Regions from separate parts of the Homo sapiens genome. Here region 2 is linked to region 1. A link is a loop called in an ENCODE intact Hi-C map of the cell type or tissue named here. Cell type or tissue: heart right ventricle. All regions are shown on one strand. Each heading gives the region's core, and the rest is flanking DNA. Links, peaks and the distances in the headings are about the cores only.

What was found. Peaks named below come from ENCODE experiments on the same cell type or tissue, not always from the same donor. Only the 100,000 strongest peaks of a DNase experiment are listed, where the experiment ranks them.
Region 2: a loop joins it to region 1, with 2.1 times the contacts of the local background. A loop is called at or near these places in 5 of 110 quality-filtered maps.

Annotation. Positions count from the first base shown.
Region 1 is chr4:74,543,920-74,546,853 of GRCh38, reverse strand. No RefSeq gene overlaps it. Among named protein-coding and RNA genes, the nearest start is that of AREG, 100 kb to the right of the region's middle. In heart right ventricle, for the core only: no CTCF peak of the experiment used is centred there; a DNase peak (open chromatin) is centred at 1,193.
Region 2 is chr4:74,593,884-74,596,817 of GRCh38, reverse strand. No RefSeq gene overlaps it. Among named protein-coding and RNA genes, the nearest start is that of AREG, 150 kb to the right of the region's middle. In heart right ventricle, for the core only: no CTCF peak of the experiment used is centred there; no DNase peak of the experiment used is centred there.

The DNA of each region.
Region 1 (2,934 bases), core at 215-2,714:
AATAAAATTAGGAGATTAAAATGATTTTGAGGCCAAAGATTAGATGTATGGAATGTAAATGTAAATATAAAGAAGGGTCTGAGTCAGAAATAAGTGATCAAGCTAGTTAGTTTCCAAAAGGGATAAAAAAATCTACCTTAGGGAAAGCATTCTCTGCATAATTGGTGTCAAGATGCAATGAAGTCTGCTGATCCACACATCTCCCGATTAATTAGGGACTTGGAAGGTTTTTGAGAGATCAAAAATATGCATTATGAAAACACATTCTCAACAACAGTTTCAATCTGTTGATAATTTTCATAGATTAATTTGCTTGAAATATGAAACTCTAAAAACAGTAGACTTTGAAATCAACAACAAAAAGAAAAAATTGATGTCACCTGAGTTGAGTATTCAGTGCTGCTTTAATGCTTTTTAAAACAAAGTATGCCAACATCCATAGTGCATAAACAAAGTAGAGTGACATGGGTGCATTAGCATTTAATGAAAACAAATGCCAGGAAACACCCTTGAAATTTCAAGGCATTTTGTAAGAATAGGCATTAGGGAGGATCTGATGGGGTTAGAATGGATTGGTGTTTCAGAACATTCTCTCTATTGTTAATGAATGCGTGAATCAGCCACTTAACTTCTATTCTATCTGAAACATGGGGAATTCCCCGGAAAAGATTTCTTAATACTCTATCCTGAGCAACAGAGAACATCTCATGCTTTGCTCCATTTCTCAATTTACATTTTTTTTTAAGTAGGAGTGGTATAAGATAATGATCAGGGATGGGGGCAGAGAATGGGCATTAAATTTGGTTTGTAGACTTAGTGTTTTCAAATCCTGGATTGTTTAATAATTTTAAAAACAGACAGAAAGTAAACCAAATATCTGAAAATACAAAATTATTTTAATAATTATTATGTGTGCTTGTATTTACAGACATCTAGGTCTGTGTAAACTTTGACCTCTCACCCGTTTCTGAATATGTATTTATTCCGTCTTGATTTCTCCTAGCATCCATTTCTCCTTCTAGGAGTATCTCTCAGATCTTTCTAATAGAATTATCCCCACCTAGCTCATCACATATTAGATTAAGGTAGCACTAATCCCCCATCCCCAGCCTAACCAAATTCCAGGGGGTTATGACTTAGGTTATGCAATAAGAGTATTTTGTCATCTTGGCTGCAGTGACTGGCTCAGGGCCAGGCTTGTCCCAAGTCAGGCAAATGAGACTCAATCCCAAGATGTAAGTGCCTGAATTCTGTAGGGTTGCTGAGTTGGCAGGACATGAATCTGGACCTTCAAGGCCCCACTCTAGAGGACAGCCTTCTGAGAATGAAGACAGAGAATCACAGTGGCATTTGGGCATTTGCCTCCAACCATATCTGAAGCTAGAGATACCCCTAAACTTTTTGACATCTGAATCAATACTTTCCTTGTTCTTCCTTTTAGGGGCTAAGAGGTAGGAAAAGGAGGAGGTTTTTCTTGTAAATCCAGTTTAGATTTAGTTTAATAAGTTTCTCCAAAGAATGTATACAAGAACACTCTCTATTCTCTTTGCCTGGAAAACCTTCTTGTCTTCTCTTTACCTCCCATATGCTCATTTTTTAAGGCCTAGCTCAAACCCCACTCCTTCCAGGAAGTCTTCCTTGAATATCCAGCCAGATGAGCTCACCCTCCTTTGACCTCTTACAGCACTCAGTGTTTCTATCCCTTATCTGCCAGGATTGTTGACCTTGTAGTGCTGGTTGTTGTTTTTTTTTTTTTTCAAGTGATACTCTTAATTCCTAAAAAGGTAAAGTCAGTCCTTAAATGTTTTTATTCTCCTCAGCCTTTGCCAAAGAAGGTTATACACAGTATGTGAGCAATATATATTTGTAGCTTTAATTAATGTGATAAAAGTAGATACATTTTTTATTCACTGTTGTCCAGGATAAAACCTTGCATAAAATACATGATTGCAGTCATAAGGAAGATAAACATCAGGGATTGCAGCTTTCAGGATGATCCTATCTCATGTAAAAGGAAGGGCAAATAGAGAGTATTAGAATTGTGACCTCATGCGTATTATATGGTGAACATCTTTCATTGCTAGGAGCAAAGAAGCTCAGTGTTAGTCTCTGCCATTTATCATGTTTTACTCACAGTATTCTCAACATCAGAAGAGTCTTGGTCTTATTAAACCATAATATATATTTTAATTAGGCATTAAACTGAAACCTATAAATGAAATAAATCTCAGCTATTAAAATATCTGAATTCTCAGCACTCAACACCACCACACTTAAGATCATTTCAACAAAATCACCAAACTTGCTTACCAGAAAGAATGATTGCCCATGTCCTTACTTGAGCTCCCTGCTGCTGCAATCTATTTTTCTTGTTCAGTTCCCTGTTTTTCACCAGCCTCATTCTACAGTCTGCCTGCCACTGGTTTAAAAACGTATTCAAATCAGTAGGCAAGCTGTATTAGGATCATACTGTCCAGACTGTTCTAGCAATGCTGATGCATTTAATATAAATGCATTGTGGACATACTGTGTACAATGCCTAAAGGAAGTCCGGCAGGTTGTAAACAAAGGTTCCACTCAAGAAAAAACTTAAGGCTTAACAGAGAAAAGAAACCTGAGCTCCAGTCTTTCTGATGTAAGTGTAGGCAAAGTGAGTGTCCACGTTCCAGAAGTGTGAGTCTTCCCAGTCTCTCCCTGTCCACCCTCCATCCTCCTACCACTCACAAACCTCCTCTTCCTTCCACTTTTGTGGGGCTGAGTTTATCACAGAGCTGAATGTGTCTAAAGAATAGGAACCTGGGGGTAGTTAAATGCAATAACAATTCTCCAAGTCTCACAGTAACTTAGAAGCCAAGGTTTCAAAATCACAACTGTATTTCTGGTCCCAGATTCAGCCATTATCAGTCTTATCACCAATTATATTTTTCATTGGGT
Region 2 (2,934 bases), core at 305-2,804, 50 kb before region 1:
CTGCCAGATACTTTACAATTATCTCCTTCAAGTTCAAAGTTCCACAAATCTATAGGGCAGGGACAAAATGCCACCTGTCTCTTTGCTAAAACATAGCAAGAGTCACTTTTACTGCAGTTCTCAACAAATTCCTCATTTCCATCTGAGACCACCTCAGCCTGGATTTCATTGTCCATATCATTATCAGCATTTTGGCCAAAGCTATTCAACAAGTCTCTAGGAAGTTCTAAACTTTCCTATGTTTTCCTGTCTTCTGAGCCCCACAAGTCTCTAGGAAGTTCCAAACTTTCTCATATTTTCACATCTTCTGAGAACTCCAAACTGTTCCAGCCTCTGCCTGTTACACAGTTCCTAAGTTGCTTCCACATTTTCAGGTATCTTTACAGCAGTGCCCCACTGTACTGGTACTAATTTACTGTATTAGTCCATTTTCATGCTGCCAATAAAGACATACCCGAAAATGGGTAATTTATTTTAAAAAAAGAGGTTTAATGGACTCACAGTTCCACATCGCTGGGGAGGTCTCACAATCACGGTGGAAGGCAAAAGGTGAAAGGCATGTCTTATGTGTAGCAGACAAGAGAGGATGAGAAAGTGTGTACAGAGGAACTGCCCTTTACAAAACCATCAGATCTTGTGAGGCTTATTCATTATCATGAGAACAGCATGGAAAAGACCCACCCTCATGATTTAATTACCTCCCACTGGGTCCCTCCCACAACATGTGGGAATTATGGGAGCTACATTTTGAGATTTGGGTGGGACACAGACAAACCACATCATATATCAACACAAATAAAGAATAAACACTTGTCATTTGGTGTATGCATATTCTTTAATAACAAGAAAAACAGTCTTTCTCTGTCTACATGACAAAAATGCCTTAGTCTGGATTTGGTCTCTTTCAGTATTTATTGTCCATTTACAAGAGGAGTAACGAAGTTAAGGATTCAGTTCTGCACATTTGCTTTTTCCTCTCACTTAGTTCCACCTACCAGATTGACATTCTACACCCAGGCATCATAGGTTTCTTCCAACTCCTGTTGAAAAGAGATTACACTCTTACGGTGTTATCATTTCCTTGGCAACGAGTAGAGCCGAGTTTGCTGTATATCCCCTTTAAAATTCTGACATGATCATTGACAAGAGAAGATATTAAGCACATTGGGAAGCTGTGGAAATAGATCCAGGTCAAAATCTTCTACTACTCAAAAAATAAGCAAACTGAAGAGTTACAGAAGATTTAAATAAATGATAAATTATCACTGTTTTCCACCCAAATAATATTCAGTTGAGCAGAAATGTTTCAAAAAGTTAGATATTGAAACCAGTATGTGGTTTTTCTAGATGTTCGAATTATGGATGAGAAATTTTACTTTCCTCAATGTGGAATGGTAATACCTATGTAGTAGACCAAAAATAAGTTTTCATGTTCATTTTCTTGGTGTACACTTAAATTTTGAATTGATGTCTTTAATATCTATACATTCTTTTATCACATTTCAGAGAGTATAATGTATAATGATTTATAAATTAAATTGTTTCCTATAAAAAAATACATTTCTAAGAAAATAGCAAATGATATGTATTTTATAGATTCATAAACACAAATTAAAAGTGATCAACTCATTAAATCAGGGAAATGACAATTAAAATCACAGTGTAACACTCCTACAAAACCCCCACAATGCATAAAAAGTACAGTACTGATAATACCAAGTATTGGTGAAGATATGAAGCAGTGGAAACTCTCATACATTCTTTGATGGGAGTGTAAAAATTGATCAACCTCTTTGGAAAACTGAAACTATCAAAATTTTTAATATGAAAATATCCTATGATTTAATAATTAAACTCCCAGGATAACACAGTTACAGATATGTACACACATTGAAAATAGCTTCATTTATAATAGCCCCAAAGTATAAACAATCCATATGTCCTTCAACAGTAGAATGAATAAATAAATAGAATGTAATCATACAAAGGAGTGCTCTGCAACAATGACAATGAACAGGCTACTGTTACCTAAGACATTATGAGAAATATCACAGCATAATAGTGAGCAAAATAAATAAGACATAAAATACTACATAGTGTATAATCAAGTTTATATAAACTGTAAGAGATAAGCCTAATCTCTGATGTAAAAAGTTTACTTAAAAATTTCCCTGGTATCATTTTATTTTATTTTATTTAAAAAATTTTGTGGGTACATAGTAGGTGTATATATTTATGGATATATGAGATGTTTTGATACAGGCATGCAATGTGAAATAAGCACATCAGGTAGAATGAGGTATCCATCCCCTTAAGCACTTATCCTTTGAGTTACAAACAATCCAATTTTACTCGAAGTTATTTTAAAATGTACGATTAAGTTATTATTAACTATAGTCACCCTATTATGCTATGAAATAGTAGGTCTTATTCATTCTTCCTATTTTTTGTACCATTTCTGTAATCCAGAAAAATAATTCTAAAGTTTATGTGGATGAATAAACAGGGAAGGAAGCTTAGAAAAAAATGTAATTAATACTACCAAGAATATCTTGCTCTATGTCTGTGAAATACAAATTACAATATCAAACAAATTTGAACTAGAGTTTAAAACCACAGGGGGGTTGAAAGAATGAGAAAGTGTCCTGTATAATGTGCTAACCACTTTAAGACTTCTGTGATATTATTTACTAATCACAAACTATTGTCTTCAAATAAAATATGATTCACTGTATGAATTGTTATGGTTAAAACATTTAATGAAAATATGTACACTTAGTAAGGTACACTTAAATAATTACTATGAATTAGAAAACATCCCATCCATGCAGGTTGAGAAAGAGCACTCCAGGAAACAACAGGTGCTGGAGAGGATGTGGAGAAAAAGGAACACTTTTACACTATTGGTGGGACTGTAAACTAGTTCAACCATTG